Regions from separate parts of the Mus musculus genome. Here regions 2, 3, 4, 5, 6 and 7 are each linked to region 1. A link is a loop called in an ENCODE intact Hi-C map of the cell type or tissue named here. Cell type or tissue: heart. All regions are shown on one strand. Region 1 has its middle 28 kb from the start of Ubr2. Region 2 has its middle 23 kb from the start of Gm41589. Region 3 holds the start of Gm41589 (a long non-coding RNA gene). Region 4 overlaps Trerf1 (transcriptional regulating factor 1). Region 5 has its middle 50 kb from the start of Gm41589. Region 6 overlaps Trerf1 (transcriptional regulating factor 1). Region 7 holds the start of Mrps10 (mitochondrial ribosomal protein S10).

Evidence for each region. A loop is a pair of places that touch in the nucleus more often than their neighbours do. Peaks named below come from ENCODE experiments on the same cell type or tissue, not always from the same donor. Only the 100,000 strongest peaks of a DNase experiment are listed, where the experiment ranks them.
Region 2: it touches region 1 in a loop (2.5-fold over the local background); 8 of 42 quality-filtered maps call a loop at or near these places.
Region 3: it touches region 1 in a loop (3-fold over the local background); 8 of 42 quality-filtered maps call a loop at or near these places.
Region 4: a loop joins it to region 1, with 3.0 times the contacts of the local background. A loop is called at or near these places in 2 of 42 quality-filtered maps.
Region 5: it touches region 1 in a loop (2.8-fold over the local background); 7 of 42 quality-filtered maps call a loop at or near these places.
Region 6: a loop joins it to region 1, with 5 times the contacts of the local background. A loop is called at or near these places in 18 of 42 quality-filtered maps.
Region 7: it touches region 1 in a loop (2.4-fold over the local background); 3 of 42 quality-filtered maps call a loop at or near these places.

The regions. Positions count from the first base shown.
Region 1 is chr17:47,036,849-47,040,848 of GRCm38, forward strand. No RefSeq gene overlaps it. Among named protein-coding and RNA genes, the nearest start is that of Ubr2, 28 kb to the left of the region's middle. In heart, no CTCF peak of the experiment used is centred here; a DNase peak (open chromatin) is centred at 2,203; H3K4me3 peaks cover 413 bases; H3K27ac peaks cover 334 bases.
Region 2 is chr17:47,114,288-47,118,287 of GRCm38, forward strand. No RefSeq gene overlaps it. Among named protein-coding and RNA genes, the nearest start is that of Gm41589, 23 kb to the right of the region's middle. In heart, a CTCF peak has its summit at 1,656 (motif pointing right); no DNase peak of the experiment used is centred here.
Region 3 is chr17:47,139,557-47,143,556 of GRCm38, forward strand. It overlaps Gm41589 (a long non-coding RNA gene), which reads right to left and starts at 143. Exons shown (of 3, transcript XR_876847.2): 1 at 1-143. It also overlaps a transcript of Trerf1 not described here. In heart, a CTCF peak has its summit at 281; DNase peaks (open chromatin) are centred at 385, 885, 1,145, 1,635 and 2 weaker places; H3K4me3 peaks cover 3,774 bases; H3K27ac peaks cover 3,335 bases.
Region 4 is chr17:47,308,864-47,312,863 of GRCm38, forward strand. All of the region lies in intron 2 of Trerf1 (transcriptional regulating factor 1), which reads left to right. Among named protein-coding and RNA genes, the nearest start is that of Mrps10, 58 kb to the right of the region's middle. In heart, CTCF peaks have their summits at 1,952 (motif pointing left) and 2,714; a DNase peak (open chromatin) is centred at 2,488.
Region 5 is chr17:47,088,123-47,092,122 of GRCm38, forward strand. No RefSeq gene overlaps it. Among named protein-coding and RNA genes, the nearest start is that of Gm41589, 50 kb to the right of the region's middle. In heart, CTCF peaks have their summits at 1,169 (motif pointing left) and 1,854 (motif pointing left); no DNase peak of the experiment used is centred here.
Region 6 is chr17:47,331,082-47,335,081 of GRCm38, forward strand. The region is part of intron 11 of Trerf1 (transcriptional regulating factor 1); the gene reads left to right. Among named protein-coding and RNA genes, the nearest start is that of Mrps10, 36 kb to the right of the region's middle. In heart, a CTCF peak has its summit at 1,757 (motif pointing right); a DNase peak (open chromatin) is centred at 1,240.
Region 7 is chr17:47,367,039-47,371,038 of GRCm38, forward strand. It overlaps Mrps10 (mitochondrial ribosomal protein S10), which reads left to right and starts at 1,849. Exons shown (of 7, transcript NM_001146212.1): 1 at 1,849-1,916. The coding sequence starts at 1,869. In heart, a CTCF peak has its summit at 1,770; a DNase peak (open chromatin) is centred at 1,863; H3K4me3 peaks cover 1,890 bases; H3K27ac peaks cover 1,202 bases.

The DNA.
Region 1 (4,000 bases):
ATGGAGGGAAGTGGAAGGGGAGGGGAAGGAGGGGGGTGGGAGAACAGAATCAGAGCAGTCATTCGGGTAAGAGGAAACTTAGCCAAATCCCTCTTTGTCTTCCCTCCCTCTTTCATAATTTGATTCCCAGATGAGTAGTCTGTGTCTATCTGCCAATTTTACAGGGGTTTCCATTTTTACTTTGATCTCTTGTGAATTGTGAACCCATGCATTTTGTTCCAGATTACTCAGTGAGTTGTGCTTGAGGCTGGATCAGACAAGTTAGACAATGGGTGTGCTAAGCTTCCTGGCCCTTGAGTCCCTAAGAGTTCTCTTGTCTCCCAGTCTCATCCTTCTGTAGGGGAACTGAGATAACACAGTGTGCCTCTGCCCCCAGCTTCTCTGTGAGTTCTTGGGATTCAAACTCAGATCTTTACACCTGGTTGGTGGGTGCTTTAATAGTGGGCCATCCCAGCCCTGAAAGGGCCCTAAAATGTTAGGGCACACATATATATGTATATGTCTAATTTTATTCTATGTTCATTGATGTTTTGCTACATGCATGTCTGCATGAGAGTGTCAGGAGCCCTGGATTTTGAGTTACAGACAGTTGTGAGCTGTCATGTGGGTGCTGGGAATTGAACCCAGGTCCTCTGGAAGAACAGCCAGTGCTCTTAACCATTGAGACATATCTCCAGCCCCCATAAATCTATCCTTAAGTTATTGTAGCTACAAATTGGACAGCAGTAAAATACAATCTACCTATTAGCCACCAGTGAAACCATAATTCGCAGAGACAGGAATAGGGGATTCTGTCAGACCAGTGCCATTGAGTGAATGTGGAGGACTAGCAGGGTTGGCTGAGCAAGTGTGTTTGTGAATAGAAACTTCTGGTTTCTTTGGAAAGTAAGTTATGTCAAATGATATTTTGCTGGGCACACAGGTGAAAGGATATTTTGTTAAAGTAGGCATGTGAAGGAATGTTTTTCTGAAGCAGACAAGGGCGTAAGGATGTTTTGCTATAGCAAACACAAGAAAAGACACATGATGTTCAGAAGGAATATAAATATGACCCCCAGACATTGGGAGCTCAAGCATTGGTTCGCTTTGCTCTGCCTTGCTGCTCTTCACTGACGACCTGCATGGATTGGTTTGCCTTACATTGCATTGCCAAGCTTTGCTTGTGGCGATTCCATAGAGAGAACCTCACCAAAGAACTTATGGTGAGGTTCCTGCGGATTTTGCAGCTTCTGCAGACTCGGACTGCTTGGTGAGCTGCAAGGTTTCTTCTGAATTGAATTGCCCTTGCTGATTCCTGTGTGGTGTCTGCCGAGCGGACTGGACGGCAGCTGCTGGTTCATGTTTGGTGTTTGCTAGTGGACTGGACTGAGAGCAACAAAGACTGGGGTCGCTCCAAAGAACTATTTCTAAACAGGTACACTTCCCCCATATCCTAATAACCTTTCTTTCCCACTACCTCTGATGGGTGGTGGACTAGTGGGGAGGTTGGACCCTTACTAAAGTAGGTTGAAAAAAATATGCCAAAATGTTTGTATATGCCTGATGATTTGAGTTTATTCCTATATTCCTCAAGGTAGCTGGAGAGGTCTGAGAACTTCCCTTTGACCTGTGCACACTCCCTGTGACCTGTGTGTACCCACATTCACACATTCTTGAACATGCAGTAAACAAATATTTAAAAAGAAAGCAGCGTGTGGGAACCAGCAGGGATGTAGGTCAGTTGATAACAAGCCTGCCTAGCCAACATAGGGTCCTGGATCCATCCCTGGCATCTTAAGTGTGGGATGATGTTGAAAGAAGCACTTTGGACTCATCCCGAGATAGGGTTCTCCCTCCCCTTACTCTGTGCATGTCCACCTGTCTATCATCCTGCAGAACAAGTACAGCTTTGTACCATGACATTCCTAACCCAGACTTCAGGATTCTTCACCATTCATATCGATTCTGTCAGTGGACCAAACATCGACCCTGCCCAGGGACTTGAACACAAGCAGAAGGTCCTGCATTCCCTGTAGAGTACGAGTTCAAGTCACTAGGTCCTCTGCCTTTGATTCTGCTCATTGCAAGGACACCCTCACCCTCCTCTCAAGTGGCCCTTCAGGCAGAGACAACTAACTACTCTCTAGGACTGTGTTTGAAATGACCTTGGAGCCTTCTTCAGATCCGTTTCCTCCGCGATACTGCTGGGAGCCTGCAGGGGGCGCTCCTGTCCAGGGCTGGCATCCTCTCAGGCTCGCCTTTCTCGGTGGGGCTGGGCTTTCTTATGCCTGCAGTCTCTCTTTAACAATGGAGCTTGCGTTTGTTTAAAATTGTGACTGGTGGCACAGCTGGGAGCCCAGAAGTACTCTGTGTCGCTTTGTTATTTTAGGTTTCATAAGCAGCTAGAAAGTGAAATTCAAAATGACATCTTCAAGCGGAAATCAAGTCCTTCTCCTCCCGAGCTATGTATATTGGGATGCCCTTCTAGCAACCAGCCATGGTGCCACGCCAGCAGCCAGAATGCCAGTTAAGATCCATGCCTACTTTTTAGTAGTAGGGACTTGAGAACAAGAAGCTCTGCGTGGCACAGGGTGAATTCTTCGGAGGACCAGTCTGAGACAAACTGAAATTTGATCTCGCCTGAAATTTCTTCCAGTTGACAGAGCTTCTTTTTCATTCAATAAAATGAAACACAAAATAAAGCAAAGACAGAGGTTCAGGCATAGCCGTTGAATTACCCCTAGTTAATATGTCACCACAGCTTAGAGTAACTTGAATGTCTGAATCAGTCTTATCAGATGGTGGCAGAATTCCTGGAGAATTGGTATTTCATTGTGGAGGAACCAAGGAATTGCCGGCCCTGCCAACAGAAGACAAACTAAGACTGGGCTGTCTGACTTAGCAAATACAAATATGTACACTCAGTTAACTGTGAATTTCAGACACCGAACTCAAACATTTCATTTCATTTTACTTGCTTGAGACAGGGTCTCACTGAAATTCCCTATGTAGACCAGGCTAGCCTGGAATGTGCAGAGATCCACCTGCCCCTGTCTTCCAAGCCCTGGGATGAAAAGTGTGCACCACTATTCCTAATCTTCCTTAATTTTTAAATTCTCAGTAAACACTAAGAGCAAATCTGGTCTCCTGTTGAAATTCAAATGTGCAGGGTGTGATGCCTGGAATGTTCTGGAATCAGGCAGAACTTTCTGAGTTTGAGGCCAGCCTAGTTTGCACAGTGAGTTCCAGTCAGCCAGAATAGCCAGTGAGACTCTGTCTTAGCCCAGGGGGTGGGGCTGGGGGAGAGAAAGAAGTTAAGATATAAATAAAAGTCCTATATTTCATTTGGTATACAAAGTGGAAGAGAAAAGTTTTTTTTGTTTGTTTTTTGTTTTTTTTTTTTTAAATTTAGCCCAGTGGGTTCTCAACCTGTGGGTCATGACCCATTTTGGGGGAACAAACAGCCCTTTCAAGGGTTCACAGATCAGCTGTCCTGCAAATCAGATATCTTGCATGTCAGATGTTTACATCACAACTCATGACTTTAGCAGGATTACAGTCATGAAGTAGCAAGAAAAATGATGTTATGGTTGGGATTGCCACAACGTGTGGCACTGTATTAAAGGGTCACAGCATTAGGAAGGGTGAGAGCCACTGCCTAAGAGCTTCAGCATCATTTGGCAGACATAGCCACCGTGAAGGGTTTGGGGTGTGTTATCCCATCCACCATCCGTGAACATACATAAGTATTTGTGTATTCTAAACCTGGTTTCCCTATTGGCTAGCTAACTGACTTTGGGAGAGTAACCTAACTTCTCTGGATTTTAAGTTTTCTTTCTTTCATGGTTATTTATTTTTATTTTGTATGTATGAGTGTTCGCTTCATGTGTGCATATGTGCTCTGTGTGTGCCTAGTGTCCTAACAAGTCCTCGGAGCCCAGAAGAAGGCAGCAGGTCCCCTGGAACTAGAGGTGGTCACAACCTGTGACCTGTCATGTAGGAGCTGGGAACCTATCCCAGG
Region 2 (4,000 bases), 77 kb after region 1:
ACACACACACACACAGGGGGGAGGGGCATGACTAGAGTGTGGACCTGGTGGGGAGGAGATTGGGTAAGTCTTTAATCTTACTCAACCAAAGCCAACCAAACAAGTTCAAATCTTATTAAATGTCAAGCAAACAGGATGAAAATAAGACTTCCAATTTTGAGATGGAAGATAGAACTGCAACAGGGATGCCTTCGTAGAATAAATCATGCCAACACGATACTAAAGCTGTCAACTTGGTGCTGGGGGGGTGTTGCGGAGGGCTCAGTGCTGGGGGTGGGCGGAGGGCTCAGTGCTGGGGGGGGGGGGGAAGGGCTCAAAGTCCATTAATAACCCAACAGCCAGCTTTACTTTTTCACACGAGGAAAATTCCATTACAACAAACAGCCTGGGGCTTTCAAACGGCTTTTGTCGAACGGTTATAAAGAATATATTGCTTGCAATCATGTTTTTGGATCTTCGAATGAAATCTAGTGTGCTCTCTCTTTTTCTTTTTTAAAGAGAGAATCACCAATGACTGGGGTTGGTTGCCCACAGGGCTGCGTGGAAATGACGGCTTTTACGCACTAAAGATGTGACCTTTTGCATGGGTGCTCAGCTTGGTGGCAAGAGACAGGCTGGGATCAAAACCCCACTCTCCCCTGTCAGAGAGCCACAAACTGCCCGACCTTTCACAGTGGCCTTGGTTTTGCAAGATTGTCCTTTGAAGGCCTATTTATAAAGTGGCTTTCTGGCATTTTCCTTCCTTGAGTCTATCATGACGTGAGACTTACTGTACGCAGCTGACTGGTCAGAGTTCTCTAGAAAACCAGAACCCATAAAAGAAATGCAGTGCAAATAAATATTGCAAAGGAGACTTAATAGATTGGCTGAGAATGTGATACCAGCTAGATTAGCCAACAGTGGCTCCTGTTCACTGGAGAGACCAGGAAGCCTTAGCTGTTGAGTCTGTGAGACTGGGTGCTTCCAGAGTCCCAGTCCTAAAGGCTTGGAAGTCTGTCCTTCAGTTGTTGGAAGGCTGGGGAACCTGGGTTTCCATGGCAGCATGGCGGCAGAGATGTGCCGGCAACATCAACACTACTTGTTTTCCTTTTTATCTAGCCTGGCACTGGAAGGTGCTGCCCGCCCCGCCCCCCAGCATGGCCTCCCTGCAATGACTCCTTCCAGAAAATGCCCTCCCAGATCTGCCAAGGGGTGTTGAGATCCCACATCCAATCAAATTGACAGGAAGATGAAGCAACGGCCTTTGAAATTACAGAGAAATTTTCATTTAGGATGTGGGCTAGTGTTTTCCTCTCCCCTGGTTCCAACAGCACTAGATTCATCCCACGAGGGTCTTCCAGCTCCCTAACCCACCACAGCTCCCATGCTCACGGTGTTTGTAGGAAGGTGTACAGGATGTGAGGTGGCAGTGCGCGCGCGCGCGCGCGCGTGTGTGTGTGTGTGTGTGTGTGTGTGTGTGTGTGTGTGTGTGTGTCTTGCCTGCCTGGGTAGAGTTCTCTGACATATGCTGTCTTAGCTGGGTTCTCTTAAAACCAGAACTTCTGGAAAGGATCGAAGTAGCTTACTTCAAAGGGGATCCCCGAAGCACAGGGTTTGCCGAGGGGAGCACATTAGAACGAATGATAAAAGCTGCATCAGTGGACAGCAGGGGGCGCTGTGGACGCCGCGGGCCCAGTCCCATCAGCCCTGCTCACCCTGAGAGACTCGCAGAATTCACACGGGGGTTCGTGCAGCTGAGGGCAAGGGTGCTGGGTGTTCTTCACAGCTCTGCCTTGGTGGTTAGGATCGCTCCAGACTCACATGGCCCTGAGTCAGAGATGGCGCTGGTGCTTTGGGCCTGAAACCCCTGGTGCTACTTGATGTGGTTCAAGGCTTGAACCCAGGGCCTCACGCATGCTTAGCAAGCACCCTGAGAGCTGAGCTACATCCCAGGCCCCAGCACAGAGGTACAGTTTTTAGCGTACCAGTGAACCAAGATAAAGGAGAATGCCGGGGTGTGACGATACACTCGTGTTCCTGGCTACTTGAAAGGCCGAGATGGGAGGGTCACTTGAGTTTGAATCTAACCTGGGCAACAAGACATCATCTGAAGAAACTAAAAAGGGAATGTCGTTTGTTACTGAGCTATAATAGCCTTCCACCCTCTGTAGCCCTCTTCTTTTTGTGCCTTTCTTTCTTTTTTTTTTTTTTTTTGTTTTTTGTTTTTTTTTTTTTTGTTGTTGTTGTTGTTTTGTTTTTTGTTTTTTTTTTTGTTGTTGTTGTTGTTTTGTTTTTTTGTTTTTTGTTTTTTTGAGACAGGGTTTCTCTGTATAGCCCTGGCTGTCCAGGAACTCACTTTGTAGATCAGGCTGGCCTCCAATTCTGAAATCCGCCTGCCTCTGCCTCCCGAGTGCTGGGATTAAAGGTGTGCGCCACCACACCCGGCTTTCTTTCTTTCTTTTTTTTTTTTTTTTCCATAAGGTGTCTCACTAAGCAACTCTGGCTGTGCTAGAACTCACTATGTAGCCCAGGCTGGCCTAGAACTCACTATGTAGCCCAGGCTGGCCTCAAATTCACAGAGATCTGCCTATCTCTGTCTCCCAAGGGTTGGCATTACAGTGTTTGCCATAGTCTCCCCTTCTCTGCATTCTCACTTATCATGGGTCCAAGTTGATACCTCAGACAAATGCGTGCAGTCTTCAAAATATTAATAGAAAAAATAGAAAGAAAAAACAAACAAACAAACAGCCCACTAATTTTAAGTGGCATGGTGAAATCTCCCTCCATCCTACTCCACACCATCCAGGGCATGAGTCAGTCATGCCTTCCCAGAGCATTAATGCTGTATATGCTGCCTGCTCCTCCACATCTGAGAGAAAGATCACATAACGGTCATTATAGTGTAGCCATGGCTGTCCTGGAACTCACTCTGTAGACCAGGCTGGCCTCGAACTCTGAGATTCGCCTGCCTCTGCCTCCCAAGTGCTGGGATTAAAAGTGTGCTCCATCACTTGGCTTGTGTGAGTTTCTATTATTGTTATGTTTGCTTTTGTTTTCTGAGATGGGGGTCTCACCATGTCCTGGTACTCACTGTGTAGACCAGGCTGGCTTTGAAGTCACAGAGCTCTGTCTGCCTCCCGAGTGCTGGATTAAAGGTGTGAGCATATATATATATATATGCCCCTATGTTAGCCTCTTACTATGCCTAATTTGTAAGTTAAACCACATCACAGGTAAGTATATGAAGGAAAAACGCAGTGCACACAGAGGGAGCTGTGCAGCCAGTGACTGCAGATTCCAGTAGGTTCTTGGGATGTACCGCTTGCCGATAAGGGGGGCTACTATCTGTAGAATGTTCTGGTCTAACCTTCTAAATACTATGGGCAGCATAAATGGGACTCAGTAAGTAAAAACACATATAATTAAGAGGGGTGGATCTGGGAGGAGTTAGGGGCAGGAGAGTCAGGTAAATATGATCAAATTATGTAATATGTATATCCATATATGTGAAACTATTAAAAATAATACAAATATTGTATTAAGAAAGCAACAATTCTCATGAACCAACCAGATCCTTAGATCTTCCAGTTACCATGGAGACGATGATCTGGAGGTGATGACCTCAAGTGTAGACTTATCTATATCAGTGTGTAGCTTCTTTGTGTGAGTTTCCTGTTTGAGTGCGTGCACATGGAGGCCAGAGGTTGACAGCCAGTGTCTTCCTCAATCACCCTTTTGAAAGAATTTTATTTTTTATTATCGTGTGTGTGTGTGTGTGTGTGTGTGTGTATGTATGCATATGAACACATGAGCTCATGTGTACTCTGAAGCCAGCAGAGGGTATCAAGCCCTTGTGAGCCGCCTGTGCTGGGAGCTGACCTCAGGTCTTCCCAAGAACAACCCGTCCTCAAAACTGCTGAGTCAGGCTTCCAGCCCCTACCCCCATCATCTTTGAGACAGGCTCTTCGTGGGCTTAACTCACCAATTCACCTGACCAACTGGCTGGCGAACAATCTGCAGG
Region 3 (4,000 bases), 100 kb after region 1:
ACGTTTCCTCAGACTAGAAAAGAAGTACGGAGATGGTTGGAGATGCCGGGGATGTTGGCCTAAGGTCGTGGCACCTGGACTGATCTGCAGTCCCAGGACGAGGTCTTGTTCAGATCCCTTTCCATTTCCGAGGCCAGCCAGCGGCCCCCCCCCCCCCCCCCGCCCCAGGGGGGATCGAACCCTTGGCTAGCCTGCCAGCCGGCGCCCTGCCCCCTTGCTCGCAGCTGCTCTCCGTTTGGGTGCAGCGGTTTTCCCCCGCAGAGCAGGAGGAGGAGACAAACCCAAGGAGGGGGAGCGACTTCAGGGCTCGGGTTTCTGCAACCAATGCCGAGCAGCCCCGGGCGGCCCCCCGGCGGCGGGCCCTCCTCCCCGGCACCACGTTCCACAGTCATGGCGCACGGCGAGGGGCGGACGCAGGGCCGCACCCGCGCCCCCTCCTCTCCTCCCTCCCTCCTGCCCGCCTCTCTCCTAGGCAACATCCCTCCCAGACCCAGCGGAGATGGAGACCGCTCCCCGCCCCCAAGGGGCAGAGGATGGAGGCGCGAGCTTCTCCAGAACCCTCAGATCCCTTCCTGGGAGCACCCCCAGGCCCTAGAAAGACCGGGGGATGCGGTGGTGTTGGTGAGGGTTCGAGGCACAGTCCTTTTTGCAGCCTGCCTGGATCTTGGTATCTTTGCAAATCCTTAAATAAACAACAATAAAAATCTCCCAGCCCGAGTCGTTAGATTTGCAACGCGCCTTTTACAATAACCGCGACTGCGACGCAGGAAGCAATCCTGCAATGGGTCCGGAGTGGGAAGGCGGCAGCTTCCCGGCCACCAAGCTGCTCTCCCACCCCTCCCACTCCAAGGGGGCCTCGAGTCCCCCACCCCCTCCGGGGATCCGAGTCTCTGCTACACTCCGGGGACTGACAGGTCCTAGGCTCGTGGTCCCATCCTCTCCAGTTCAGAGACTCGCCAGCTTACAAAAGGTGCAAGCTCACGTATACACTACGCGGAGCGCGGAAAAGAAGAAAAAAAAAAAGTCGTCCGTGCACCGGCTAGGGGAAGGCTGCGAACAATGCACCGGGCGGCCCGCGCCTGCCGGAGCGCGGCGCCCCGGGGGACAGGGGCGGCGGGCGGGGGCCGCGGCGGAGAACCCGCCGCGCTGGACACCTTACTTCCTGCTTCCCCGCCCGCCGCCAGCCCCAGCTCTGCGGAGGGATATCTCTCCCCTCCTCTGTCCCTCTCCCTCTTTTACCCGCCTGTCTGCCCCCCTTTTCTGACCCCCCCCCCCACTCCACCCCGCCTTTCTCCTTTTGCAAGAAAATAATTTGACAGTCGATTTGCTGACAGGGGAGGAATTTGCATCCTGGATTTAAAAAAAAAAAAAAAAAAAGGCCGAGAGGAGCTTAGGAACGGTTGCTAGGGGTGGGTGATGGGTGAAAAGGGGTGGGTTGGGGTGCTGGGGAGCGGATCCGGAGGGCTCGGGGAGGGGGCCATGCAAAAAGGTAAGGCCAGGTTAGCGCTGCTCGGCCCTGAGTGGGCTGCGGCCGGGGGAGGGGCGAGAGATACATATGTATTTCTGTCTCCCCAGCACACCCCCTTCCCTCTATGCGATGGCTGAGAGGCGGTGCATGCAGATGGGGAGTAAGTTTCCTGGAGGGGAGGAGGGTGGATGCACGCGCGCAGCCCGGCGCTGCAAATTTCCACCGGGGAGGGAGAGAGTGGCTGGATGCGGAGAGTTTGGAGTTGGAGGGCAAGGAAGGGAGCAGGGCCTGGGGGAGGGGGGAAAGAGGGGTGCTATTGGTGCTGTATCTGGGAGTAAGTTTCCAAGGACGAGAGAGCCTGCACGCTTGCTTGCTAGCTAGTAAGTTTCTGGCCGGGGAGGGCGCGTGAGGAGGAGGGGGGTGTGCATGTATATAGAAGGGGGGAGGGGGGAGCAGATTTCCTGCGGGGAGGTTGAATACATATGGAGAGGAGATTTCCTGGAGGGAGGGTTGAGGCGTAGACCGGACCGAGTAAGTTTCTTGCTGGGGTGGTGGCTGAAGGTGGTGAGTTGGTGCTTTAGAAAGCCCTGAGCTTCCCACCCGGGACTCAGGGGGGAGGGGGCCGTGCTGTGGGAGGGAGGGGCGAGGGGCCAGGTTCCCTGCTTGGGGAGAGGGGCTTGCATCTGGGGAGTATGTTTCCTGGCGGAGCGATATTTGTTTACAGGCTGAGGGCAGTACTGTAAATGAGTAGCTGCGAGAAGGCGGCTGACATAAATTAATATTGAAATTATTCCATCAGCTCGGCTCGCCCCCCATCTCACCCCCCCAAGTGGAGATTGGTCGTCTTGTCGGATTGCCCAGGCACTTGTTGCCGAAACAGCCAAGGTAGGCGAAAAGCTTATTAAGTTTCATTTAAAAAAAAATAGTTGGGAGGAGGGATGCTCCGTAAGAAGATGGGGGTGGAGTGTGGAGGGAAGCCTGCGGGGGACACAGAAAGACAAGTCTCCCGAGGCCTCTTTACTTTCAGTACGTTAGCAGGGCCTTTTCCCTGCTCGCCTTCTTCCCTGTTCCCTCTCCGGGCTCATAGCATCCCAGCAAAGGGGGAGGGGTGAGGTGGGCGGTGTAACTGGCAAACCCCAGCTTAAAGGGTGTCGGTGGTGGGTTTGAAATTGAAGGTTGGTATATTATAAAGCCTCCATTCTTCCAGCCAAGAAACCGCAGGACCCTAGGGATGTGTCTTTTGGGGTTTTTGACATGATACATATGTGTATATATGGGAGTCTGCGGGCTCTGTGGGGGCTGGGTAGTCCCCAGAAGTAAGTGTGGCCACCCAGGTGGGAGAAGTGTATAAGCAGGCGAACTTGCCTCTTCACTCCCCAACTTCAGTCTGTGAGTCTGGGAAGTTACTGCTGGTGGGCTGAAGAAGCAGAAATTACAAACCAAAGCACGGTTTTACCCACGGAGGCAGGCTGACAGCACCTGGTAGGCAGCCTCTGGCCAGCGCCTGGCTGGAGCTTGCAGCCCGCCATCCTTGGGTTAAAGAAGAAAAAAAAATATGCCTTGGGGTTCCGGGCAGGTTAGAGTCAGCTTGCTGTCAAACTCCTCAGACAAATGTTGCTTTGGTAAGTGAAGTGTTTGTGTTGTAGTCAGTGCTTGGTCTTTCGTGGTCCTGGACTGTCTTGCTAAGTGTGTGGAAGTCATGCTTCAACATGACCAGTTCAGGCATGGCCCAAGACGTCAGCAGAGCATGCCTGGGAGAAGCAGTTTCCTTGGCCTTTTCCTCAGGCAGCCGAGGTGATTTAAAAAAAAAAAAGAAGAAGAAGAAGAAAAATAGAAAGAAAGAAAGAAAGAAAGAAAGAAAGAAAGAAAGAAAGAAAGAAAGAAAGGAGTTTTACATTGTCCCAGGCAGTGACAATCGTTTGCTTGCACCCTCGGTACTTCTCATTCAAGGAGTTCTGTGGGGAAGTGTGCTTTGTAGCCCACTCCGACAAGATGCTTGGAGGAGCCAGCACTTAGCTAGTTAAACCAGCAGTCTTTGCCTCTCCTTGCTCGCTTTCTTGGCTCGCAGCCTACTGGGTTCTGCAGATCCTTTAACTTTGATGGGTGCTGGTGTGGGGAGTTGAACTTGGCCAGGAGAATTTGAGCACCAGGGGGTCTGGCCAGGAACTGGTTAGTAGGGATATGGCATAACCACCCAACACCGAGGTTAACTAAAGTCGGTTAAGCTTTCCTGAGTTCTGTAAACAGGTTTTGAGTTTAGAAAGGGAAAATGGGTTAAAAAACAAAACAAAATAATAACACCACCACCACCACCACCACCCCCTTATGTTACTGATAAACAGTCCGTTTTTCCTTCTCTCCTTCCTCCCATCAGGCTTCAGGATCAAGGGATTAATATTTGGCAGATTGAGAGTTGAGTTAGTTCGAAATCTTAGTGCCACCTATCACATGTTCCCAACTAGGCATTAGCTAAACAAATTAGCTGTTATCTTTAACTGGGCTATTGGCTGAGTCTGATTGGGTGTATACGCT
Region 4 (4,000 bases), 270 kb after region 1:
TGACTTGAGTTCAAACCCCCCTGAGTTCTCACAAAGGTGGAAGAAACACTCCTCAAAGGTGTCCTCCAATCTCTGCATGGACACTGTGACAATCACATCATACCACACACACACACCATATATCACATACCATAAATTAAGGTTTTATTTTTAATTATGTGTGTATTTATGTATGAGTATGTGGGCATGAGGAATGCAGGTGCCCGTGGAAGCCAGAGGCATCTGATGCCACTGGGGCTGTAGTTACAGGGGATTTTGAGCCGCCCGCAGTGAGCCCTGAGAACAGGCTGTGGGTCTTTTACAAGAGATGTAGCCATTCTTGACCATTGAGCCATCTTTTCAACACCAAATAAATCATCGTTTAAAGGGAGTATTAAGAGGAGGGCTGGGGATGTGGCTCAGACCATAGACTGCTTTTCTTATATATGTGAGGCCCTGGGTTCAATTCCACAGGACCGAGTAAACCGGTCATGGTGGCACCAGGGTCAGAAGCTCAAGGATATTTGGGGTGACACAATGAGTTCAAGGCCAACCTGGGTTACCTGAGAGCCTGTCTCCAAACAACAAACAACAATAAGAGCAAAGTTGTTCGGAGAAGCTGTGAATAGTGGAGGTTGCTTAAGGGAAAAGGAGGCAGTGTGAAGGGACTTAGTTTGAGGACAAAATGTAATCGAGGAAGTCAGGGCTGGGGAATGGCTCAGCCCTTAACAATGCCTGCTGTTCTTCCAGGAGATGTAAGTTTAGTTCCCTGCATTCACACTGAGCAGCTCAGTTGTGACTCCAACTCCAGGGGATACAGCATCCTCTTCCAGCCTCCATGGGAACACACAGAAATACACACACTTCAATAATTAATTTTTTAAAAGAAGTAATAGAACCTTAGATAGACTTGGGGTTGGAGTCAGGCTGGACCGCCTAGGAATGTGTAGTTTGGATTCAGAACTGAAAGTGACCTGGTACATTGGCATGTTGGAAGGGGGCTGCGAAGAGGGATAACTAGCTCTTCATATGGGGCCTGTCTTAGTTAGGGCTTCACTGCTGTGAGCAGACACCATGATTATGGTCATTCTTGTAAGGACAACATTTCATTGGGACTGGCTTACAGGTTTCAGTCCATTCTCATTAAGGTGGGAACATGGCAGCATCCAGGGCAGGCATGGTGCAGGAGGAGCTGAGAGTTCTACATCTTCATCTGAAAGCTGCCAGCAGAATACTGACTTCCAGGCAGCTAGGATGAGGATCTTAAAGCCCATGCCCACAGTGACACACCTACCCCAACAAGGCCTCACCTCCAAATAGTGCCACTCCCTGGCCTAGGCATACTCAAACCACCACAGAGGCACAGCACATGCCAAGGTCCTCTTGTGGAACAGAGCACATCAGGTTCGATGGAAAGGATCCTTGGAAGGCTGGCCAATCTGTAACAGATGAGGTCCAGTTACCTTGAATATGGCAGTGGTAGGCAGCTGTCCTGGAGCTCAGGCCCTGCGGACTGGGCAAGTAGCACTTCTCTAGGAAAGCTTGAGGAAATGACAAGAGTGTCTCCTCAGATTGGGATGGCAGGCTCTGAGGGGCAGAACATTGCAGGGGCTGGTTCTCCTGTGTCTCTCCGTGCTTACTCTTACGTGGGTTCAGGCCTTCACCTGAATGCAGCTAGGCCAATGTTTTCTGATTGACGCACGTCAGTCCCTGGTCAGAGCTGGATCCTTTGATAAAAGGCAATTTCTGTTTTGAGATAGGCCTCAGCTTCATTTCTGCTGCTGGGATAAAATACCCTGACAATAAGCAAGTCATGGGTCTAGGAGAGATGGCTCAGTGGTTAAGAACACCGGCTGCTCTTCTAGAGGACCTGGGTTTAATTTCCAGCACCCATATTGCTGCTCACAACTATCTGTATGCAATTCCAATTCCAAGGGATCCAATGCCATCTTCTGGCCTCCCCGGGCACCACATACATGGTGCTCAAACATGCATGTAGGGAAAGCATAAGATATACATAAAATAAAAATAAATTGAGCAACTTTGAGAGAAACTCATTTTAGTTCACAATTTGAGATTGTCGTCCGTCACCGTGGGTACGTCGCAGCAGCAGGAACCTGAGGTAGCTGGTCACATCGCATCCACAGTCAAGCAGAAAGGAATAAATGCTTATATGCTTGCTTGTTCTGGCATGAGTGGGCTCCACTTGATTTCCTCTCTGCTTATGTAGTTCAGGAGCCCCCGGCATAAGGAATGGCACTGCCCACAGTGGGCTGGGCCTCCTACATCAATTAATGAAGGTAAACTTCCCTGGAGATGCCCACAGCCAACCCAGAGTAGAGAGCCCCTCGCTGACACTCTTTCCAGGTAACTCTGGGTTGTGTCAAGCTGACAGAACTAACTGTTGCAGTGGGACTGGGCAAGACGCTCTTGGCTGTAAACTCTTAACCAGCTCCCCTGTGGCCTGGGCTATCTTTTGAGCAATGAGGGACACTGCTTCTGGAACATATTGCCCCTGTTCCTAGCACCCTTGTGCAACTTCTGAGAAGTCATCAGGGACCGCCCCTCACTTTCCACACCACCTCAAGTTCAGGGTCAACTCCAGATGTTTCTGTTTATTAAAAAAAAAAAATCCTCCCTGAAATAAGTTTGTAAAACTCCTTCGTCTTCAATTTTTGAGACAGGATCTTATGTAGCCCAGAAGGGCCTTCATTCCCTCGGGATCCTCCTGGCTCTGAGGGCTGGAATTGCAGGCATGTGTCACCACACCCAACTTGGCTTTTGTAAAATTCTTCGCCCCCTGGCTCATGTTCGAGTTTACATTTATGGCTTTTATCATGTTTGCCAATGTGATCTCCAGGATATTTATAAATATTGATATTTAAGTGAAACTATGACATCACCCACTACTCACTCATTACACACACACACAAACACACACTCAGTCATACACACTCATACTCACACAACACACATAGACACACATACTGTGTCTTCTGCTATTCCTTGAAACTTTATTTATATGTCACCTCCCCCAGGAATTCTATGTGTAATGTATTTTTTAGGTTTAAAGTTTTTTCATTTGGGTCCCCATCCTATTTGTCTGTAACAATTTATATATGAAGTTTACATTTTCCAACTTCTGAATCATGAATCTGTGTTAAACTTTCTTCTGGTTTGAGTTACAGATTCTAATTTTTAATAGTGCACAATTGATCAGGCCACAGGTAAATAATAAACAGAAAAAAGTAAAATTACATTGAAAATGTACCTCAGGACAGTGGCACTGAATGACTTTTTGAAAATAAACTTCTCACTGGGCTGGCATGCTGCTCAGTTAGGGCCTTGACTGCATCAGGCCCTGGGTTTGATCCCCAACGCTGTATAAAGCTGAGGTTCCCCCTCCTGTAATCTCAACACTTAGGAGGTAGAGTCAAGAGAGTCAGAAGCTGAAGGCAATCCTCAGCTACACAAGCTCAAGGCCAGCCTGGGCTACATAAAACCGTGGAGAGACAGCTCACTGCTTAAGAGCAGTTTCTGCTCTTCCAGAAAATTAGCTCAGTTCCCAGCACCCATGGTCGGGGAATGATGGCATCCAGGGGATCTGACGCCTTCTGGCCTCCATAAACACCCACATTCATATGTACACAAGCACACATGCACATATAAAGAAATAACTAAAAATAATCTAAGAAGATTATTTATTGCTAGTATGCGAACAGGACCAGCCTTTCCCAATCTATCCAGACATAAGCACAGAAAACCATTGTTCATACTCGATAGGAAGAACACAGAGTTTTATCTACAAAAAAAAGGAAAATGTAGGAGCTGGAGAGAAGGTTGTGTGTTCAAGAACCCTTGTTGGACGTCCAGGTGACCCAGGTTCAGTTCCCAGCACCCACATCAGGTGGCTCAAAAGCACCTGTATGTCCTGCTCCAGGGGACCCAGTGCTCCCTGGCCTCAGCAGGCACTGCACACATACGATGCACATGAACTCACACTGCACACATACGATCACAC
Region 5 (4,000 bases), 51 kb after region 1:
TGGCTAGGGTTGGGCTTAGTCTCCTTGGGACTTCATCTGCTTGTTCAGTTAGAAAGACTCACCGTGGAGCACACCACCTTGAAATCCCTCATTCCCTCTACAAATGAAAAGCCCTGGTCCCCAGAGAGTTCAGCTGGGATTGCTCCCAGGAGACCCAGCTCAGTGATGGCTCCTCTAGGAATCACGGTGCACATCACTGTCTGTCCTCCGGACTTACTTCTTCCTGTGAGGGCAGCCTGTCTCCAAGGAGGCATGGAAGCTGGGCAACTAAGTGCTACCCTCTTTTGGAGTTAGACTATTTTAAAGTTCCATTTTAGCCTCTGAACTCCCCATGATAGAAGGAAGGTATCCAGCATTCAAAGGATCATCCTGGTTTGGGCATTGACAGTTCCACATCTGGGAATAACAGTGAATCCAGGGCAGTGATCAGTCCCTTCCCATGGCATTGGCTAAAGTCTTTGTGGAGATGGTATTATCTCGCCTCCCACAGCTGGGTCAAGCTTTCAATCCCATTACTAGAAGGGGCTGGGAAATGTCCCCTGAAGTAATGTCCAGGTTTGTTGTGCATTCAACAATGGAGTAGTAACCATGGTAGCGTACCACTTTTAGAGAGGGCTCAGTAGTGCTTGAGAGTGCTTGCTGGTCTTCCAAAGGACCTGGGTTGCATTGCTAGCTGTAGGCACAGTGCTTCAGTTACTGTGTGAAGATTATCCTCGTGTTATTCAAATGCTGACCCCCACATCTGGTTGCAATCTGGACATAGCATTGTAATGGCTATTGTAAGAGAGACACACACACACACACACACACACACACACACACACACACAAGAGGAGAATTCACTATGTGGAGAGGGTCCTGGAGACACCATGGGAAAATACCTGGAGCACAGAGTGCCAAATCAATACTATAATACAAATATCATGGAGATTTGGCTGGAGATTTTTGTCATAGCTCTGAGATTAAGCCAAATTAGCCAAATAGGTGAATAACTGCTCAGATATTGTGCCCTAAAGCTTATCATAAAAACCTTAAAGTCTCTGTCTCATTTATTTGGGAGCTAGGTGGCATAAAGAAAAAATTATCACTTATAAAATTTCAGTAACAGCCAGCACCACATTGGGTGGCTCAACTCACAGTAATTCCAGCTCCAGGGGGAAATCGGTGGCCCTCTGCTGGCCTCTGTAGGCATAGCACACACATGTACCTATATACACAAGACACACACACACATGCACATCTTTTAAAAAGAAAGTGTAGATTAAAAACAACAGTAAAAGGATGGAACACATTCTATATAATGGAAGCAAGATCCTTTTCTGGGTTCTTTTTAAGAGTTTGGAGAAATGGGAGGAGCCAGGTCCCAGTGGGAGGAATGAAGTCGGCTTTCATCTTGATTAAAAGGTTGCACTCCAGGGCCCACGTGCCATCATGTGTACACGTGAGATGAGCAGTTTTCTCTTGATGACCTTGGTAGCTTCAACAACAACTCTGCCCCCAGTGTACTGGTGCCCAATACTGGATTTGAGCTGACCTTGTTTCTAATCGATCTTTCCAGGAAGTTCATGCACCCAACGTATCCACAGGAAGGAGGTGAGGGCTGCCTTAACAGGAAAGGGCAAACACAATTTTCCAAGCCACGTTGCTCCAAATGGGGTGTCTCTGCCTACTTCGGCCCTGGGGTTGATTCCAAGATCATCCTCAGTAAACCCCCTCCACACTCAATTTCCTTCCAGAAGGGCACCTGCCACTCTTGGAGCTTTAAAAATACAAACACAATAGCTTCTTGCATATTTTTAAAATTTTAACTTTATATTTTACTTATTCACTTTACATCTTGTTCACTGCGCCCCCTGCTGGTCACCCCTCTCATACTCTTTCCCCACCCAGGCTCCCCTTCTCCTCTGAGTGGGTGGGGGCCTCCCTGGGTATCCCCTCACCCCGGCAGTAAAACTAGGCACTTCCTCTCCCAGCACACTACTTTTAAATACTGTCTTCTCTTTCCATACTCACTTATAGAACAGTAACACAAATTGGACTAGGGGGTATAGTATTTTGAATAAGAATGGACCCCATAGGCTCAAACATTAGAAGACTTGATCCAAGTTGGTGGAATTATTTGGAAAGAATAAGGGGTGTGATCTTGTTGGAGTGGATGTGGCCTTACTGAGGAAGTGTATCACTGGCCAAGTGTCTCTGTCTATCTGTCTGTCTGTCTCTCTCCACCTGCTGCCTGCTGATCAGGTTCTAAAGTTCAGCTACTGCTCCAGCACCATGCCTGCCTGCTTCCCACCACGCTATGCGTGGACGAACCATCTGAAACTGTAAGCCAGCCCCAATTAAACGCTTTCTTTTAGAAGAGTTGTCTTGGTCATGGCATCTCTTCACAGCTACAGAACACCAACTAAGATGATGGGCTATAGCGTAATAATAATAATTAATAATAATAATGATAATTATTGTGATAATAACAAAGCCAGGAAGTCGGAAGGCAGATTGACAGAAGTTGGAGAGTAAATCTGATCAGAATAAATTTTATGCATTATGAAATTCTCAATGAATTCATACAGATATAAGAAAAGGAGTCAGAGAGCTGGCTAAGTGGTTAAGAGCACTAGCTGCTTTTGTGAACTCTCAGGTTGGATTCCCAGCACCCATAGGGCAGCTCATAACCATTTATAACTCTAGCTCTGAGGGAATTGGACAGATGTTTCTGGCTTCCACTGGCACTAGGCACCCACATGTACATACATGCAGGCAAATACTCAGGAACACACAAAGTAAAAGTAAATGAATCAGTTACTAATGTTTTAAATGAGCTGGGCATGGCTGCTCACACCTTTGACTCCGGCACTTAAGAAGCAGAGGCAGGTAGGTGACTCTCTGTGAATTCGAGGCCAGTCTACAGAGTGAATTCCAGGACAGCCAGGGCTACAGAGAGAAACCCTATCTCAGAGGACGGAGAGAGGAAGATGGCAGGGGACGTCAATCAGTGTGGCTATAACCAGCCACAGGTTGTTACCATATCATAAAGGTTAGAATATCGGGATAACTTGTCTAATCTAGGTGGGCAGCTTTTACCATTATTAATTGGCTCTGAAATTATTGTATTGGCATCTTGTAAATTGTGATTTTATGGATACATACATTTGATTGGTTAACCATCATCGTAAGCTTTAAGAGTTTTAATTCTGGGGGGCTGGATAGATGGCTCAGCAGTTAAGAGCACTGGCTGCTCTTCCAGAGGTTCTAAGTTCAATTCCCAGCAACCACATGGTGGCTCGCAACCATCTGTAATGCCCTCTTCTGGTATATGTCTGAAGACAGCTACAGTTTAGTCATACAAATAAAAGAAATAAATCTTAAAAAAAAAAAAAGTTTTGACCCTATCAGGTAATTAGGTATTGAGATGGCTGATCATGGGGTGCATGGGGAGTTGCATGGTAGTGAGAAGAACTAGGGTGTATGTGTGTGTGTGTGTGTGTGTGTGTGTGTGTGTGTGTGTGTGTGTGTATAGAGTTGGCGGGCAGAGGGACCGCAGTGTGAGATGACCAGATGGGTATCCTGTGGCACTAGCGCAGGAATATGCCGGTTTGCTTTTTCACTATTTCCACACAACATGTGTGTGTGTGTATGTGTGTGCCCAAAGAGGCTAGAGAGTTCCTGCAGTTGGAGTTACTGGAAGTCCTGGGCTTCCTAGTGTGGATACTGGGAACCAAACTTGAGTCTGTTGCAAGAAAAGTATGCACTTTTAACTGCTAACCCATCTCCTCTGGCCAACTTCCAAATTTCTACCTGCAAGTCTGAGCTCTCTCTAAAGTCCTCAGACCAACCAGCTAGGGATGTCTCCACTCCAGATTTAAATCTGAGGAGATGGTTCGGTATAACCGTGTGGTCTGTCTACGCCAGCCCCGGCTCTGAATAACAACACAGAGAATTATATTTATTTATGAAGGCTTAGGCCTGAGAGCTAGGCTTGTTCCCGACTAGTTTGTATAAC
Region 6 (4,000 bases), 290 kb after region 1:
TCTGCTGAGGCCCATTAAGCTTTTCGGATGGAGTATTGCTAGATTATCCATTCCCCCAACTTCTTCCCTCTCAAATACCTTAGGAAAAACTCTTGCTTTCTGAAATCATTTCAGCCCTTGGAGACCCGAAGAGGGGGGTTACCAGTCAGTTGCCTTCTTCTCCAAGTGATTACAAGCCAAGCCTCCAAGAATATTCTAGTGTTGTGAGCAGATGAAGACACTGGTCCCTGAAGTCAGATACAATTCCAGATCTTTGACAGCTGCCTATCAAGACATGGGAAGAGACAGGCGGATTTCTGAGTTCAAGGCCAGCCTGGTCTACAGAGTGAGTTCCAGGATAGCCAGGGCTACACAGAGAAACCCTGTCTCGAAAAACAAAAACAACAACAACAACAAAAAAAGGGAGATAACTGAGTTCGTTACATCTTTTGTCCCAGCCACCATGCCATACTCTGAAACCCCCTGTATATGATTCCTGGGGGGGGTCACTGAATCCTGTCCCATCATAGCCCTGTCCTGCCTCGGCCTTTGTGCCCAGAGCCTTTCTATTACTCCCAGTTGGACGGTCAGCTCAATTTCTCCCTCGTTGGAACACCTACCCTCAAGTTCCCTTTTGGCTTCCAGCCTGAGAACTAGACCCATCTGACTCCTGGAATTTCCCTTTAGGCTCCTAGTCTGGTTTGGTCTTCATTGCTGTGATAAAACACAGACTAAAACCAACCAAGGGAAGGAAAGAGTTTATTTGACTTAGAGCTTATAGTCCACCATTGAGGGAAGCCAAGGTAGGAATCAGGAAACAGAGTCTGAGGCAGCCCATAGAGGACCACAGCTGATTGGCTTGCTTACTGGCTCCTTCAGTCGCCTTCCTTACACAGTCCAGGCTCACCAGCCCAGGAATGGCACCATCCCCAAACGCCCAGGTCTTCCACCGTCAATTAGCAATTAAGAAAATGTCTCACAGACATGGCCACAGGCCAATCTGATGGAGCCAGTTTTTCCGTTGAGCTTCCCTCTTCCACTGGTATGTCAAAATGTGTGCCAAGTTGAGCAAAAACTAACTGTGACACCTAAGGAAGGAAGTCAGATCCGAGCTGTGCTGTTCCCTGGAGGGAAGACAGCTAGACAGAGGTCCTAGGCAGATAGATACAAGCCTGTGGAAACACTCTACTCCCTCGCTCAGGACCAGGAGGAGAGAAATGCCATGAGGCAAAGGACCAGTGAGCAAGGTGGGCGTCTGGCCCAGCCCTCAAGGCAGCCTGCCAAAGTTCAAGAGCCTGTGCAGCATCCTCAGAGGCAGCATCCTCAGAGAACAGCTGTGCAGTGCCTCCCAGTGCTCAGTCTACACGGGGACACACTGTCCCTCGCCAGTGGTTTCGCTTAAGCACTCACATCGGGGGTGGGGTGTACTGTACATGGAGGAGTCGTGGAGCTTGTAGTCAGACAGCTGGAGCTTCGGTGATATCTCCACTGAACAGGTCTTTTATGCAGATGTGCGCAGGGGATTGTGGGTGGTTGAGTTAGATCTAGCTTCTTCGCAAGGTACAGCGAAGAATCCTGTCACGTCCCACCACAACCACAAGTACCCACTGGGGCTTCAAAGTCTGCCTTGACTTTTGAAAGACAAATAAGACCTGCGAGAGACACCCTTTCTTTTTTCTTTTTTTTTTTAATATTTATTTATTATTGTAATTAAGTACACTGTAGCTGTCTTCAGACGTACCAGAAGAGGGCATCAGATCTCATTATGGGTGGTTGTGAGCCACCATGTGATTACTGGTGGTTGTGAGCCACCGTGTGGTTGCTGGGATGTGAACTCAGGACCTTTGGAAGAGCAGTCAGTGCTCTTAACCACTGAGCCATCTCACCAGCCCCGAGACACCCTTTCCAAAGTCTGGGCTCGTCTTGGAAGCTGCCCAAAGTTAATAAGGAGACAGAATTCTGTGTTTGGCTAGAATTACTTTGCAAAGAACACAGCTGTGGAAGCTTTTATTTTGTTTTATTTTTACTACATAGTAGATTTCTACTATACCTAAGTCAGTACATTCTCCTGCCTCGCCTGACATAGCATTTGCAAAATATGTTTGGTGACAAACTCAAAATATGGGCTCAGATTGAAGCCGTCCCTCCTTACTGCACCTAGAAGAAACTTGGGCAGCAGTCTACATTCCAAGAAAAAAAAAAAATCTGACCTTTTCTTGCTATAGATAATTCTGTGTGACATTGAAAATCTGCCATAAAGGCTCCCGTTTTTTTTTACAGCGAGCATGTCTTTCTGTGGTAACCACAATACTGACATCAATAAAAGGTGGTTTGGTTTTTTTTAATCCTGAAAGGAAGCCAGAGAGACCCTCTAAAAAAGATACTGTGTCCAAGTTTTCTCTGCCCCAGGAATGTCTGTTTTTAATTGCCTGGATTTGCTGTAGATTGGCCCCAAATTAGCCACCATCCAGAGGGCCGTTTCCCAGCAACCAAAGCTCCATGCATTTTGCCTCTGGATACTATACTAGTGCCCATTTCATCCAGTTAATTAGGCTCTTTGTCATTAGCCTTAATCGGCTTGTTAGGGCCCCTGCTGATAATAGCCCAATAGCCAGGAATCCCCAGGTGGAACAAGTAAGTCTGGGGGAATGTCAGCCCACTAACCTCATTTGCCAGCCTGGAGGGTGGCAGAGATCTTACAGAGAGAGGCAGAGCTTTGAGAAACCAAGCAAGGAGTTCCAACAGGGCCAGGCAGCCTCATAAGAGGCCACACATCAGAAGAACAATGTGTGTCCCATCGCCTGCGCTGATACAGGATCTGCCTCAAGTGACTTGTAGAGACACAGAGCATCTATTGAGCACCTATTTATGACCAAACAGTGTTGGTCACAGTGAACTGGCCACCTGTGCCCAAGGGTAAGGAAACTAAGAATTGGACTTCCGTGCTGTCCCGGAAGGAAGAACTGTCAGGGCACATGCACAGCAGAAGATCTCCTGGCTAAAATCAACCTTGGTCACAGCCTAGTGAAGCCATCTGGGGAGAGTGCTCAGATGTCATTTATCTATACCAGGAACTCAGTCTAAGACCCAAGGATGGAGCTTCAATCCCAGTGAGCAGTCCCTGGTCTCTGGAGGCCATGTGTTGTGTGCCATGCCCTATTGGATGCATGCACACGTGAGTACAAGCACTATCCTTTTCATACTTACTAGGACTGTACAAGTGCCATCCTCTTTCTGTCACTAGCCTCAAAGTAGGAGTGACACAGAGAAGAAAGGGAGCCACCATCCCACTGTTTTCCTGGACAACTGAAGACCTGAGACAGAAAACCTCATTACAGAGCAACAACCTCAAGGCACACCCCCAAGAGGTCTTTTTTTTCCCCCCTCCTCCTTCAAGTATGGGGACTCCTGCCTAGCAGACGGCCCAGCAAGCCTTGTGGACACTTGAAGTAATGGATGTCTCAAAAGTAAGCAGAGCTGGGAACTCAGCCCTGCTCTTTGCACCAGCACTGATAGTGAGCCCAGTGAGGGGCAGTAGTTAAGTATGGCCTCCATAGAGATGCTGATGGCTTGAGAAGGCTGAGTAACCCTGCCAACGTCTCCAGGCAGAGTGGCAATAACTCTGATAAATGTACAATCTAAAGTCAAAGAGACTGTTCATTGATCGGCTTGGGGGTGAGCATTATCAGCGTCTCCTGATGCTCCATCTGAGGGAATATATTATATCCAAGGGCCACCCATCCTTGAATTGCAGGGGGCAGCACAATGTCCCCCTTCCCATACGAGCTGCTGTGACAGAGCTTCCGGCGCTGGCTTTCCGACCCCGCTACCTCGTCACTATTTTGATGGACACCTGAAAGCAGCTGGGACTGTTCTTTAATCACCCAGCTTAAATTGCTGGCTGCTTGATCTCGGCCTTCGTTCTCTTTGGCCCTCTCCAGCAGCGGAGAGGAGCTGGCAACTCTCTTCCCCCAAGGCCCAGAATGTTGGTCAAATCTGAGGAATATTATGAGATGGCTAC
Region 7 (4,000 bases), 330 kb after region 1:
TACCTAAAGTCTTCTCATCCAAAAGAGACATCAACACTGAACATCATCATAGACAGAAACAGCCCACTGTAAGAGTAGTACAGTCCTTGAACTAGGATTGTGAAGGTGGCTACGGGTTCAGCTGGACCTCACCATATGACGTTGGCCAAGTCAACTTGGCTCTGAACCTCACCTTAAAATTATGATACAATTACTTCTGTGAGCATAAGATTAGGTATCCTAAGTGAGAGTCATTCCCTAGTTAGGGGTGCAGTAGACTCCCTGAGCTGAGACCACCCAGAAGGACTGGAGGCTGGGTGAGAAGCCATCATGAAGGACCATACGGAGAGATGGATGCAAAGTCTAGAGGTAGTAAAGAGATTAAGGTTGGGGTACTGTCAGAACAGATCATTGGCTGAGAGGGGCCACCAGAGCTAATTCTGAGGACACTTCTGGGTTGCCTGTGCAGGTAGGGCATAGCCAAATCCAGCCACACACTAGTTAAAGATTCTGTTTCCATATAGAGATCACATATAGGCCCGCCTGAGGGGCAGGAAAGTGGTCCATATTCATAAATCTCTCATCAGTTGTGCCATCTGGACATTCTACCCTTTGCTTAGTTCTCTGGCCTGCCAAATAAGAATTAATGCCTGCTTGTGGGAGACCCAGCTTTACATTGGCATGATGGTTTATGGAGATATAGTATTGGCTAGTTTTGTGTGTCAACTTGACCCAAGCTGGAGTCACTGGAGAGGAAGGAGCCTCAGTTGAAGACATATCTCCATACGATCCAACTGTAAGGCATTTTCACAACTGCTGATCTGTGGGGGAGGGCCCAGCCTACTGTGGGTGCTGCCATTCCTGGGTTGGTAGTTCTGGGTTCTATTAGAAGGCAGATTGAGCAAGCCATGGGAAGCAAGCCAGTAAGCAGGACCCCTCCATGGCCTCTGCATCAGCTCCTGCCTCCAGATTCCAGCTCTGCTTGAGTTCCTGTCCTGACTTCCTCCAGTGATGGACTGTGATCTGGAAGTGCAAGCCAAATAAACCCTTTCCTCCCCAGCTTGCTTTTTGATCATGTTGTTTTGTAGCAGCAATAGAAACCCTTACTAAGACATATACTTTGTTTCATTCGCATTAAGTTGACCCTTATTCATTTTCCCAACAACCTCTTAAGGCCCAGGATGTAGAAGAGATGTCACAAATTCAGGATGACATTTATCATGTAGCATTTTAATCTCATTTAATCCTCTACTGCAAGTATGATTTGTTCTCATCTCTACTTGGCAAGTGAAAGAAAAAAAAAAAAAAAAAGGGGGTTCAAAGTACGGAAGAAATTTGATCAAGTCACCCACCTAAATAGAAACCAGAGCGCCTAAGTGTGGAGCTTCCATTATGCTAAATTGCATGGGAAGGCATTTTGAAAAACACAATTTAGAAAAATCCATTAACAAGCCTGGCATTCCGATGGTGTGAACAAAGTTTAAGAATGAAACGCCTTTTGCAATAAGGTAAAATGTTAGAATTTGGACTCAGTAGCAGCAGCAACTTCCTTCCCAAGTATTTCTGTTGTGTTTGTCTCTAAGCAAACAGAACCACCCAAGACAAATAGGATCTTAGGATAGACAGCGTATAGATAGAACCTGGGAGTTTATCCAGACGGCGGAAGCGACGCATCCACTCAAAACCTTAAATGAATGAGTGAATAATAAATAAGTAAATAAATAAGAAAATAGAAAATTTAAAATATAATTTTAAAAAAATTCAAGGAGCACCGTCTCTATGGTTGTTTCAGTGTCGGAACACAGGAGACACTCTTTCCTTTTCGAACTCTATGGTTCGCGAACAATGCTGTGACCCCGGAAGCGGTCCTGGGCGATCAGGGCACCAAGATGGCGGCGCGCGCAGCGTGTGTGGCTCTGTGCCGGCGCCTGCAGCAGGTAAAGGGGTGGGCGTGGGGTCCCGGCTGCCGACGGCGCCGTCATCGTCGAGTCTCGCTGCCACCCTCTGCCCGACCCGTACGGAGTCATCCTCCGTTGGAGGAAGTTATTAGAAAGTGACAAGAAAAGGGCAGGTTTTTCTCTCGAGGGACCCTACATAAATTGGCAAGACGGGAGCGAGAACCGTAAGACGTCAGAGCAGGAAGGATGAGGAAAACGCGTTCAGAGCCCTCCCTCCACGGTAGAGAGGGCCATGGAAACCGTGAGCTCAGAGAAGACAACGCTGGTCTCGGATTCTTAGGAACCGAGCCAGCAAACGCTGGGTCACATAAAGCCCCGGTGCAGCCCCACTGGGACGCCCTGCTCGCCTCCACGGCTGAGGAGGTGACCCGAGAGCTCCCAGGTCAGGGGAATGGGTCAGATCTCCCTCGAGAGGGTCTTTGAAAAAGGAAAACTTGCCTGGAGTTCGCATGGCATGAATCACAGCACTGGGGAAAGGAGGCAGGCGGACGAACTTCTGGGTTCGAAGACAGCCAGGTTATGTATTGAGATCCTATCACAAAAATAATTTAAATTAAAAACAAAAAAACCAGGCTGTTCTCAAGAACTTTGGTCTTGAAACTTTTGTGACTCTTCTCAATGGTCATTTAGTAGTTTTGAAAATAATGCTCAGAACTGGGTCAGATGGCTGACCCTGAAATAGCATTACTTGTAAAACCTGGCTTGCATATTGAGGCCCTGTCCCAAAATAAACGAATTCTTTAAAAAAGGAAGAGCTGACACTGTGGCTCGGTTGCTCAAGGGCCTAATGCCTAAAGCTGGCCCTGTCGGCCCCACAGCAGCATGTAACCCAGAGGTGGTGGCCCACACCTGTAATACCAGCCCTTGAGAGGCCAAAGCAAGAGGCGCACGCCTTTAATCCCAGCACTCGGGAGGCAGAGGCAGGCGGATTTCTGAGTTCAAGGCCAGCCTGGTCTACAAAGTGAGTTCCAGGACAGCCGGGGCTACACAGAGAAACCCTGTCTCGAAAAAAAAAAGGATCAAAGATTCCAAAAAGTTTGTTTTTCATACTAGAGATTGAACCCAGGGCCTTGCTTACACCAGACAAGGGTTCTGCCACTGAAGCCCATTTGTAGCCTTCTGTGGGACTCGAGTGGTCTGCTAGGGTTGCCGAGCCATCACTCCAGCCTCGATATCGTCCCAGGTTAGTTAACACTTTAGAAAGCCTGCTTTCCAAAGCAGAAGCAAATTTGAAGAAGAGTAAGCCTGGGACGCAGCCTTCCAGCAAAGGCAGCTTTTCTCTCGTTAGTTTTCGCATACCATCTTTTACTAGATGGTACAACCCACGCAGCTCTGGAAGACTCCACTGAACACCAAATGGAGAATGAGAGCAGAAAAGTCTTGAGTAATGTCATGGTGAGTTTTGGTTTCAGGCCTCCCGAGAGTATCTTAAGAATTCATGGGCAGCCCTGGCCCACACTTGTATAATCACTTACCTTAGGAAAAATATCAAGCCGGGCGTGGTGGTGGTGTACACCTTTAATCTCAGCACTTGAGAGGCAGAGGCAGGTGGATTTCTGAGCTCGAGGCCAGCCTGGTCTACAAAGTGAGTTCCAGGATAGCCAGGGCTATACAGAGAAACCCTTTCTCGAAAAACAAAACAAAAAAAGAAAAAAAAAATTGAGGGGCTAGGGCTGCAGTAGTTAAGAGCACTTGCACAAGTCTGGGGTTCGGGTGCCAGCACCAGGCTGTCAAGGGGAGGCTCCAGGGGCTCATGGGTCCGCTGAAGCTTTTGGCCTTCCAGACTAGCCAAGAAAAGTTGAGACTTGGGGCCAATGAGATCCTTCCTTAATGACACCCAACAGCTTCTAGCCTCCACACTCTCGTACATGCAGGTACATGCATGTAGAAACACTCACAGATGTAGACTTTTTTAAAAATTAGAATGCTAGAGACAGAGTTGTTTGCACTTGTGAGAAAAATTTTATCCAGCCAGATCTGTGCATGTCCAAGGCCTTAAAAAACAAAGCTGCACACGATGGTTCGCAGCCAGCACTTGGGAGGTGAAGTCAGACATAGCGGAC